2 separate regions of the Homo sapiens genome follow, and region 2 is linked to region 1. A link is a contact called in ENCODE Hi-C data. All regions are on one chromosome and are shown on one strand. Each heading gives the region's core, a stretch centred on a gene start or an enhancer-like site at or near the end of the contact. The rest is flanking DNA. Distances are from core to core; before and after follow the strand shown. Region 1 holds the start of LINC02650 (long intergenic non-protein coding RNA 2650). Region 2 holds the start of GPR15LG (G protein-coupled receptor 15 ligand).

What was found. A loop is a pair of places that touch in the nucleus more often than their neighbours do. Pooled maps may share reads with other maps.
Region 2: a loop to region 1 is called in a map with no recorded cell type, with 4 times the contacts of the local background. The contact joins the promoter of GPR15LG here to the promoter of LINC02650 in region 1. A Hi-C loop is called at or near these places in 6 of 37 single-sample maps with no recorded cell type and 4 of 50 pooled maps.

The regions. Positions count from the first base shown.
Region 1 is chr10:83,675,639-83,681,471 of GRCh38, forward strand. It overlaps LINC02650 (long intergenic non-protein coding RNA 2650), which reads right to left and starts at 1,451. Exons shown (of 5, transcript NR_134317.1): 1 at 1,392-1,451; 2 at 944-1,036.
Region 2 is chr10:84,171,683-84,178,203 of GRCh38, forward strand. GPR15LG (G protein-coupled receptor 15 ligand) reads left to right here and starts at 2,119. Exons shown (of 3, transcript NM_207373.3): 1 at 2,119-2,239; 2 at 4,798-4,887. The coding sequence starts at 2,170. It overlaps CERNA2 (competing endogenous lncRNA 2 for microRNA let-7b), which reads right to left and starts at 394. Exons shown (of 2, transcript NR_134505.1): 1 at 40-394. RefSeq lists enhancers at 1-214, 129-178, 529-768, 1,589-1,638, 5,145-5,646.

The sequences.
Region 1 (5,833 bases), core at 201-2,700:
GCCTTTCTTTTACTATGTAACCCATGTCCTTCACTTTTTATAGCTATTTGAACCAAAGATGAGCACTTCATGTAAAAGTAGTAAAATAAAGCCTGGATGGTGATTTTTGACTTGACATGAAGAAGTAAGTATGGTTAATCACAGTTTTCTTCCAGAAATTTGAAGTAAAAAATTTTGAAAGAATTAGTTCACATGTAGGGAGATCAACAAACATATGAAAATACAAGACTGACACCTTGCCCTCTTCCATATGAATATGTTTATTATTTAGTGTAATCGTAAAAAATATACTTTGAATTCAGGAATAAACCTCAAAATACAAGAACACGCTATCTAATACTATCCCCCCAAATAAATAGTGTCTTGAGCCCCTTTCCTATATATTTCTGATTCCCTAATCAGAAATATAATACATAACAATCCTTATAGATATAATAATTATAATTATAAGTCACAACTTCTATTTTTCTACCAATGATTAGGCCATTTATAACTTTCTTTTTCATTGGAATAACAGTGTACTTTTTATTCTGAAAGCCCAGTTCATCTGATGGATGGACCCCTTCTATAGCAAACATTTCAGGTAAACATATTTTATTTTTATTTTCATGCTAAAATTTTTTTTGTTTACTTTTTTTAGTACAAAGATCATGAGTAAGGGCCCAAGAAATAAACAGAGTTTCTGATTCCTAGATCAATTTTAGTTTTAGCCCACATGTTTCCTTAAAATCAACATCCTCTTTTGGGAAAAAAATGCAGATGACTTCTTTCTCACAACCAAAGAATGAAACTAAAACATGTCCTAGTAAACTGAGAAATCCTTATTATCCTTAACATTGACAGGAGTGTATGGAATTCTCTTGCTTTTGGGAGACCCTCACCCGACCTGGCTGAGGATCAGAAGGGTGTGGATGATAAAGTACTATGGCGCAGGTGTACTTACGTAATCTTCCTACCAAATTCCCTATGTATTCCTAAAAACATATAGCAGCGCTTTCTAAACACTGGTTCATGGAGTCCATCTGTAATGATTTTCCTAGAAATGAGAAAAAAAATTCTGTAGTTAATTTTATATAAAAAAATTTATTAAATTTAAAAATATGTTCTTCATGTAAATATCTCCTCCTTTCTATATTCTGGAGTTTGAATATTCTTTCTTTTGTGAAAAGATAATATTAAATAGTGTTTCTTTCTCAAGATCTCATCTTGGCCTGGTAAAATACTGGCCACCATATGTTAATCCAAATGTACATTTTAAATTTTACTAAAAAATTCAGCATAGAGACTACTGAAGTAGAATCAAGACTTGCTGGAAAAATAACCATGTGCTGAACCAGGAAGCCATACAGAAGCCACAGGTAAGGCCAAGAAAGAATGATCATGGGCCTTACAATGAGCTTTGGTGTAGCCAAGGGTGTCATGGTTGCTCAGGAGCCAAAGGGTCACCTTAGGAGCTCACAAACAGGAGGAGGAATCTGGGGGCCAGAGTTTCAGTGATTTTGCTAAAAGGGTAGTTACCAAACAATACTGTTTATTACCATGACTACAGCCTCATTCCATGTGAGTATCTCCTGGTCTGTGAAGCCCAAGAAAGGTGGATTTTTTTTTAAAACCCAAAGAAATTGGACACTAGACTTAATGAGATACATGGAATCCTGTGAACATTCCCTCTTCTGTGCACTTGTATATGTGGTTTCATTTTTCCACCTAGGCCTATGGTTTCTAATCCCGGGTGCATATTAGAAACACCTAGGAGTTTTATATAACCACCCAAAGAGCACTGTGATGAGTCTGGAGGACTTGACCTTCTCCACGGTGTGCCCTTGTATAAGCCACTTCATTCCAGTTTCTTATTACAAAATAAAGTCACTGGAATAAATGATCTCAAAGCTTCCTTTTAGCTCAGATGTTCTACAATTCTGTTCTCTTCCACACATCTATTTTTTCCCCAAGAAGGAAGTGCCATGTCTTGATTCCAAGATGGAAAAATGACATTAATTTTTAATATATTTTCCTTCATTTAAATTTTGATTTTTTTAAAAAAAAATTTTCATTTTTTTTTAAATGAAACAACTCAAGTGCCTGGTTTTTATCTTAAAAGCAGAGATGGCAAAGAATTAGAGTACCTTATTGCTTCTTTTGCTGGGGATGCATGGCCATAGTTCACTGAAGGACAGCAAGTTCTCTTTGTTGACACACCCAAAGGACTTGCTGGAATTACAGAAATTGCTAGAAAGCTGTTCACAGAGAAATGTCTCATCAGAAGCACTCTGCTACAAAACCGCTTGAGGAGGTCGTTGGAGGCAGCTGCTGGCCACCAGGAGTTGCTGGCTGCTGTGCACTGCAGAACCTGGACACCAGAGAAAGTGCAGGCCCTGCTGGGGAAGTCCTGTGTGTGACAGGAGCTCGACCTAGAGAAACCACATAATTCAGCAGGAGTCTGCACAAGGAGCACACTGGAAGCAGGAAGCAAAACTCTTTCCTTTCTTCTGAAATTTCTCTCAAGCACTCGCTACTATCAAAATTTAGCATTGTGTTTGCTAGTAGAGAAAAAATATTTAAAGGCCCCAGATCCACTTTCATAGAACAAGCTAAAAGAGTGAATTAGAAGCTGAGATGCCATAAACTGATAACAGCATAAGCTCCTCGAGGGAGACAGCATGTCTGACTATTCCTATGTTCTTCTGCCTGGGGAACAAAGGGATTGCAGAATGTTTGTGGAAATTGCTGTTACTGTACACATCAATTGTTCTGTGTGTGTTGTCCCCAAAGCCCCCACTGTGGGAAACAGGCCCAAGCAGCATCTGGGTTTTCCCCTGATTTCCAACCTGTACTCCGTCTTCCTCTCATGTTCTTGTCTTACCACTGGAACTGGACTCCAGCTGTGGGTCTCTCACCTTGGAATAGTTTTCTCCAGACACTTCCTTAGTATTCTTTGATTCCACAGACTCTAAAATAGAGAGAAATTCACTAAACCATGTTTACTTTAGGTAAAATGGAACGCATCATCATATCCAGTGTGGATGGACACAGAGCAGGTGCTGACTAAGGAAGTTAGGCAAAGCATTATAGTCTCCAGGCTGCAGTTCCACTGGGCCAATGTTATTTGCAAACACTGTGGGGCTCTGCAAATCTGAGGAAGAATTAAGTCCCCAGACACCTGAGAAAACTCTGGAGGGGCCCACAGAGCCAATGAAGACAAATGTGCAATGGGTTTAGATATTTTTTCTTTAAATTCTTGTTTATGACTTTAATTTTTACATAAACTCATTATCAAGATAACGAGGAAGGATAAAAATGACATGGACAGAGAATGGAAGGGAAAAAGCTGAAACATTGAGAAGCTAGAGTTTCAAAGTTAGAAGCAATAGCTGACATCAAACAGAACTGAAAATAACTGAGTGTATTTCCTTATTGCTTCTTATGAAAGATATCCTGCTTTCCATATTAGTTGTTCAGTCACCTTCCTTAAACAGGCATAGAAAAGTATCATCAGTGCCACAGTCCCTTGTTTCATAAGGATAGGGAAAACAGGGCCTAGTATTTTGGCAATTTGACTTTAGAGCACGGAGAAGCACAGACATGGTAAACGGAAGCAGTGTATACTGAATGCGTTTTTTAATTCCTCTGCTAGAACTCCATATTGTCACCTGCATATTGCAGATGATGTTCTGATTGGAGCTGCCAAGGGCCCTAGAAGCAGGAAGTACCATCAGTCCCAAGCTTTGTTCTGCATAGGAACAGGTGTTATGAAGTGATGAATGGAGAAATCTCAGCTGCCCCACAGAGGGTCCCATGGGTGAAGAAAATCTTGAATGTGCCAAGTTCCAGAGTTAGCCTTCCTCGCTACATGTCTTGAAAATAAATCACATTGAAATCATGTCGACCTGTCCAATGTTGATAAGGATCTCAGGGATAACTAATTAAAAATGCCAGTAAAGCCCTCTCTGCTGCTTATTTAAACTGAAACCAATCATGGGGCTGGTTTGCTAAGCATTTACGTGTGTGTGTGTGTGTGTGTGCCCAATTTTATTAGAAATTTAACATTTTGTTCTTTTTAAATATAACTTTTTTCTACAATTATAAAGATAGTGTATCACGATCATAAACACTTAAAGAAATATAGAACAACAAAAAGAGAAGATTAAAGTCCCACCTTGAACAGAATTTCATTTGAGAGGTCTCCAAGTACAGAAATTCACTATTTTGATGAGAAACAGGAAGAGGAGATGAGGGTCACTACGTATCCCCATGTTTTTGTGTCCTTTGATCTTTCTCACTTCTCTGTAATGCATTCAACTCTTCCTAAGTTTAAGCCAAAATTCAATAATTTTAAATCTGATCTCTTAACTTTTAACTTCTGGCTTAACATCTCAACCCCCATGTTTTTTCTGCATATATAAGGGATGAGTTGAAATTTTTTTAATGTGCTTGTTGGATGAAGACGCTTTAGATAGTCATTGCAGGACAAAGTAAGGGCCTTTGATTTCCTCCATGGCATTGAAGCAAAATGGCCATGAGGTGAGTTTTCCAGACGAGGTTCTTGAGAAGGAAGCAGGCAGGCACAGACAAAAGGCTCAGTGAGGGAGGACTACACTGCAGAATAGAGGAATAGCAGTTAACGAAACAAAATGCCATCAGAAAAGTGTTCACAGTCTGGAGACCAAACTTTTACGGTGCAGACAATCTGTCAGAGCTGGTACAAATTCCTACTTCACCACTGCCCAGACTTGTACACCTGAGCAAGTCACCTGACAACTTGTTACCTTTATTTGTGCATAAGTGATGAGGTTTGGTAAGCATACCTTCTTCACTGGATTATTTTCAGAACTACTACTCATTATTAAAAATCTAGGCAAGCCCCTGGTGCTGAAGCACAGGAGATACTTGATAAGCACTGTTCCCGCGTCTCTTCTCCCTTGCTGCTGATTTACAATCTAGTGGGGTCTGGCGTTGAGGAAACGTTACTTTTGAAGTCATTTTTTCCATAGTTTTTTTTTTTATTCAATATGTGTCTGTATCCTGTTTCCTACCTCAGAGTTTGTAACCCCAGGTTAGCAATACCGAAAGTGTTGCTATGGCTACCACTATACTGTGACTTCGGGTGGTGAGAAAGCTGCAGGAGGCAGAGTCTGTGCTTTCATGCAAATGTCTTCAAAACTGCAGAGAAGGAAGGGTGAGCCTTGTGAAGGTGCTTGGGTATGAAATTTTGTATATGCAGTGGGCAAGGGTTGGAGTCACACCTGCGATGTGAGGTCTGGGCATGTCAGATGCAGACAACATCCTCCCTGCAACACCAGGCCCCCTGCAAATGAGCAAGTGCCTCACTCCAGAGACTCAAACACAAATTCACATTTCCCTGTATTTTTGTCTCTTTTCTCAATCTCTTTTCTATTTCCAACCAGATATCCTTTTCTTCCTTCCTTTAAAACAGATTCTCCCTGATTTTACCCTCAGGAAAAAAAAGGTAAACGCCCTTTTTCCTTTAACTAAACTTGCTTATTGAATTGATTCAGTTTATAGAAGGCAGCAACATCCAGAAACATTGCTTTTCTCCCACACCATCATGAGGTATCGATCCCTCCCTTTCTGTCCAGATATCTTTGGCATTTTTTCTTTTTTTTTAGCTTTACTAAGGTATAATTGACAAATAAAAAGTGTGCATATTTGAGGTGTACAATGCGATGTTTTGATATATATATATATACACACTGTGAAATGATTTCCACAATTGAGCTAATTAACATATCTATCACCTCACATAGTTACCAATTTTTGCATGTGTGATGAGAATACTCAAGAGCTACTCTCTTAGTAAATTTCAAGTATACAA
Region 2 (6,521 bases), core at 869-3,368, 500 kb after region 1:
CTCAGATGGAGTGGGGCAAGTTCCAAAGACTAGTCTTACCAAGTTGTAGATGTCCGGACTCCAAGTGCCAGTTCCTTCCTGGTGTTCAGCCACTGTGTTAATCTTCCGTGGGGGCCTGCTACACGCTGCTCTGGCAAGGCGTTCCATTGGGGCAATTGCCTACCCGGGAGCGCTCTTTGGATCACGTCACTCAGGCTGGCCGGAGTTCCCCTCACGGATGCTCCACAGGGCAGGCCTAAGCCGCCTAAGGGGCTGCCTCGGCCATCCGTCAGTCACCTCGTTTCCCAGTCAGGGAACCAAGAAATGTAGCAGGGTGAGCCGCAGACAAAACCTCTCAGACACTGAGTTGTAGAAGGCAGGGCTTTATTCAGCTGGGAGCATCGGCAAGCTACTGCCTTCAAATCTGAGCTCCCTGAATACACAATTTCTGTTCCTTTTAAGGGCTCACAACACTAAAGATTTCACATGAAAGGGTCGTGATTGATTTGAGCAAGCAGGCGGTACGTGACAGGGGCTGCATGCACCGGTGGTCAGAGAGAAACAGAACAGGGCAGGGAGTTTCACAATGTTCTTCTATACAATGTCTGGAATCTATGAATAACATTGGTTTTTAAGTTATGAGTTGATTTTTAACTACTGGGTTTAGTCCAGGCAGGCCCAGGCCTGGTTTCAGGCCTGGCGCCGGGCTGCCTGTCTTTGGTTTTACTTCCTTGTTTTTTCTTAAAAGAGGTACTGAGTATAAAACAATATAAAACAATATGAGAGGGTATCTCTCTTCCCTCAGTTTGGGAGTGGAGGTTTGAGAGCAGCCCAGGCAGAGGCTCATCAGGGTGCATGGGAAACATCCTAATTTCTTCCGAAAAATATTCCTCCTACCCACCACCTCTCATAGGCCCAGGGGCTCTGAACCCTCTGACACCATCTGAGGCCAGAGCCTAGCAAGTGTTCAGGCACCCATGCACCATTATTAAAGGGAACTCAGACCCACTCTGATGGAAAAGGAGCCCAAAGCATTCCTGTCATCAGTCTCTACCCGGCTGAAGGATCCCCCGGCCTCCCTTTTGCCAGTCTGATTCCTCTGCTGGTCCAGGAAGCCCACCATGACCTGGCCTACCATGCCAGGCCATCTCCGACCCAATCTTATTCCATCTCTGCAGAGTGTCCCCTCCCTCCCCCACCTTCTGACTGAGCAACCTACGTCCCCTTCCTTCAGTATAGACAGCACTTACAATGCTGTGAGACAGTCACTTGTCTGCACAGCTTCCTCCACCAACAGGAGCTCCTTGAGGCGAGGCACAGTGTCTTCTGTGTCCCTGGAGCCAAGCGCATGGCTCAGCCCAGGTCACGTGTCCAGTGAATGGGTGGCATCTGAGCCTCCTGCACCTGTGGTCAGACTTTCCCCCATGCCTGCCCTGGGCAGAGGCTCCTCTCTTCCAGGCCTTGTTCAGGGTGACCCTGTACTTGAAGTGTCTTCTCATTTCATCACTGTCTTAAACATCAAAGTCCACCTGTGGCCCCACCTCCTTTAAGAGCTGTGTGAGCACCTTGGTGCAGATGGCTTCTCATACATGCCTCAATACAGGCTTGTGAGAGAGATAGTCCTGTGCCCATTTCACAGATGGGAAGCCGACTCAAAGACATTCAAGGACAAGTTTGATGTCACACTGCTAAGTGGCAGAACCAGGACTCAAACCCAGGTCATCTGACTCCAGGACCTGTGCTCTCTACATCTCATTGGTTACTCAAGACTCATCCTTGGATCAGAACCTGCAAGGGTTTTATGATCCTTTTTCCAGACACAGCTGAGGAATGAGCAGGAAGAGCTGCATTTGATAGGATTATTACTGACACTAAAAGTTAACGTTCAACTCTAGACAGTGGCTCTTCCTGGGCAGTTGGTTCCTGCTCTCACCACTGAAGCCAGTTCTGAAACCTCTCTGGGCTGGGCATTTACAGCTTTCTGTGTTACAGGTTACTAAATGCATCTTGAAAGGCTGGTTTTCCTCTTGGGAGGGGCTGACTTTACCCTTTAGGAGAATTGCAAGGCTACTAGGGCTCTGCCCATTGGGAAACACCTCTCTATGACTCTATAAATGTCCAAGGTGGCCCCAAGGGAGGACTTCTGCAGCACAGCTCCCTTCCCAGGACGTGAAAATCTGCCTTCTCACCATGAGGCTTCTAGTCCTTTCCAGCCTGCTCTGTATCCTGCTTCTCTGCTTCTCCATCTTCTCCACAGAAGGTAGGGCAGCCCCCAGGGTGCAGATCCCTGAGCAGGATTTCAGCATCTGGGAAGACTCTGATCAGGATTTGTTGGAGGGCAGGCCTTGGCGGGCAGGCCTTGGCAGGCAGTCCTGAGCCCCGGAAAGATGGGCTCTTTCTCCTGAACCTATAGGTTTGGGGCTCAGGACTGCCTGCAGGTGGCTTGGGGGTTCCATTCACAGCCCCTGCACCCCCAAATACATACCCAGCCTAAGTAAAGTGGTGTGTTCGCCATGCAAACACACATACAACCTCTCAGCTAGATTACTGTGCTTAAGTCCTACCTATCTAGAATTTCTGGAGCCATTCTCTTGTACTTGTGTCATGCTTGGAACAGAGTAAATTAGTGTTGGGCAAATGAATACATTAATTAGTAGACCATCTAAGTCTGAACATCCCAAAACCTCATGCCCAGAAAATATCCATGAGCAGCTGAAATGAAGGTGTGTGTGGTAGGGAGGTGGGGTATGTTTATGCATGTTTAGAAGGGGACACCATCTTTTTACCTCTATAGATATGAATATTTAGCTCTCTTGCCCTTTTTTCTTTTTTCTTTTTTTTTTTTTTTTTGAGATGGAGTCTTGCTCTGTCACCCAGGCTGGAGTGCAGTGGCGCTATCTCAGCTCACTGCAATCTCCGCCTCCTGGGTTCAAGCAATTCTCTGCCTCAGCCTCCCAAGTAGCTGAGATTACAGGTGCCCACCACCAAGCCCAGCTAATTTTTGTATTTTTAGTACAGACAGGTTTCACCATCTTGGCCAGGCTGGTCTTGAACTCCTAACCTCGTAATCCTCCCACCTCGGCCTCCCAAAGTGCTGGGATTACAGGCGTGAGCCACCATGCCTGGCTGCCTTTCTTGATTCAGATAGCTGAGTGTTTCAATCCATTTTTCTCTTGTCTAACCCTCTAGAAACTGCCTACATTTATTTTTTGTTTTAGTGGTTATGGTTACTCAAACTTTTGGGTGGGGGGAGCTGGAGCTATAGAAATATATAAAGAGAAGAAAAACACTCAATTCCATGATTCAAGAGTAGCCATGTTCAACATTTTGTTTATTTCCTTGCATGTAGAATTTTTAAAAATTAATTGATGTACCTATATGTTCAAGGTTATATCTTTTTTATTTATCACTATATATATTGTTATAATCACCCAAAATGCTTATGATTGAAGATATTCTGGAAGCATTTACAACCCAGTGTCAGCAGCAGCCATCTCTGAGTAGTGGGATTATAACAAGTGTTTGTTTTACAAAGTTTCTGCGATGAAAATGTGCCACATATATAATAAGGAAAACAGTGATTAGAATTCCTCATAAACACAGCCCGTGACATGCAATTTATCAGACCTCTATTTTTGGACATGTTGGAGGTTGCCAGTGATACCCTAGTGACAATTAAATGAGGATAGATACCTTCCCCCATAAAGTTTCCTATCCATTTAGGACTATCTGTAGCAAACTCTTGAAGTAGCATTAATCAACTAATATTTTCAGGTATAACTTGCTACAAGTGAACGTACTATGATGAATTTACATGCTTAGACATTTAGATAGTTCACAATTGTGTGCTTTTCCTTTTTTGAAGCAAGATCTTGCTCTCTTGCCCAGGTCGGAGTGCAGTGGCATGACCACGGCTCAGTGCAGGCTTGACTTCCAGGGCTCAAGCAATACTCGCACCTCAGGTTTTCCAGTAGCTGGGAAAACAGGTGCGCACCACAATGCCCTGCTAATTTTTAAAATTTTTTGCAGAGACGAGGTCTCTCTAAGTTGCCCAGGCTGGTCTTGAACTTCTGGACTCAAGCCATCCTCCCACCTTGGCCTCCCAGAGTGCTAGGATCACAGGCATGAGCCACCACACCTGGCCTACTTTGCACATTTTAATTATGTGGTAAAAGGTATATATGTACATAAAGTATGTCCTTTATTCAGGCTTTTTTTCTTTTTTTCTTTTTTTTATTTTTTTGAGACGAAGTTTTTGCTCTTGTTGTCCAGGCTGGAGTGTAATGGCATGCTCTTGGCTCACCACAACCTCCGCCTCCCGGGTTCAAGTGATTCTCCTGCCTCAACCTCCTGAGTAGCTGGGATTACAGGCATGCACCAACATGCCAGGCTGATTTTGTATTTTTAGTAGAGATGGGGTTTCTCCATGTTGGTCAGGCTGGTCTCGAACACTCGACCTCAAGTGATCCGCCCACCTCAGCCTCCCAAAGAGCTAGGATTACAGGCATGAGCCACCACACCCAGCTCAGGCTTATTTTCTTAGGCTAGATTGCCAAGGGGAGAATTATTATGTCAAAGAAACTACTTATTGGACAGGAATCTGAAAAGGATGTGTTTTGGGGCCATGTGTCTCCCAACATTGTTATTTCTGAAAAGTAAATCACAACAAGGCCCACTCTTTCCCTAGGACCTCTCGTAGCCTGGCTCATCCTGAGTTTCTCTGGATAAATATTCCTGAGCCCTGTGCCTTGGAAGGGGAAGCTCACTCACAGACAAGCCCACTAAAGACAGTCTCTCTTCCTTTGTGTCCACCCTCAGGGAAGAGGCGTCCTGCCAAGGCCTGGTCAGGCAGGAGAACCAGGCTCTGCTGCCACCGAGTCCCTAGCCCCAACTCAACAAACCTGAAAGGTAAGTACCCCCACCTCGTCCAGACTGTGGGGCAGAAGTTCTACAGTGGCCATGGGACCAGCCACACACACTGATCAGCCCCCACCCATGGCTGGCATCAGGCTCTGGCTGGGAGGACATCTTTGTTTTGTTGATTAATTTGTTGACTCCCCCCCAAAAGTCAACAAATTAATCATTTTAAACTGAATACATTCTGCCATGGAAAAAAAGCAGGATGCAATTAGAAGATGTTGTGTGGAAACACACTTACTTTAGGTGGGAGGTGTCTGAGGAGGTGACATTTATGAGACCTGGCTCATTTATGAGCCAGGAGCCTGGCTGAGGACTGTGGAGGTGGGGGATGCAGGCAGAGGAGGCAGCAAGGGTGAAGGGCAAGAGTGGGGTATGGAAGACAGATGGTAGCAGGGCTTGAGAGGTACTCCCAGAAGCTAAGGACCAAAGCTGCCTGTGAACCCTGTGGACCTGGGGCACAGATCAGCATGCAGGTCACCAGCAGGGGAGTGGGCCTGAGGGTCCAGAGAGCCATAGCTTGGCAGGAGATAAGGCAGCCCCAGAGATGCCAGCAGGCAGCATCCAGGCTGCATGACCAGAACGAGGCCCAGAAGAGCAAGGCTGCCCTCTCCCTGAGGCCTGGGGACACTGGGAGGCCTGTGGCGGACAGGCCCAAGCTCAGGAGGGCTGCGGGCACCCAGTTCCCTGCACAGGGGCTGCAGGCCCAGAGCAGATATTCACTGGAGTTGCCCAGCCCAGGTGGAAGGGTCAGGCTGCTGGAGCTTGGGTAGGGCAGGCAGATCCCCAAGGGGAGACTGTGGACCCTGAGTCAGACAGCCTGACACCAACCTGGGGCTCCTGCCTGAACTCTGCAGCCCCAGTGCCCACTCTCAAGAGGCTGAGGAGGTCCCGGCCCCACTTGCTCCTCTGCGGCCATGGCCCATGGGGTCCATGACCAGCGCCGGAGCCTCCATGCCTTTCCCAGCTACCAAGGGGATGCTCAGCTGTGATGCAGGAGAGGGATAGAGGGAGGAAGCAAGACAGCATGACTCCAGCCGCAGACCTTCTCCCGGAGATGCTGACAGCCCTTTCTTCCAAACTGGCATCACACCCAGCCGGCCAGGATAAAAATAACCAGCTCTCACACACCTCTTGCTGAACCAGTGTGAGGTGCCAGCCCAGGCAGGATGCAGGGTGAGCGCAGGCTGTGGCTCTGCTCCCCCAGGCCCCTGGTTCTGTGAAAGAAGGTGAAAACCTTCCAGAGAGAGGTGGAGGCGAGCCCCAAGAGCTCACACCCTCCCCCTCCACTTCCCCTCTCCTGCACCAACTGCTCAGAGGCAGGAAGTTGAGGGGGTGTGTGAGCCCCCACCACAGACACACACACAACAAACCAAAACACATAAACACAAATACCTACACACATAAGTAGATACACACCACACAACCACACACACAGACACACACAAATACATGCGCACACAGACTCACACCACACACTACAGACACACAGACACATACACGCTACACAACTACACACAGAAACACAGCATATACACACAACACACGGTATAGTGATACACACCTAGACACATATACACAGCACAAACACACACCACACAACTACACACACAGACACATACTAC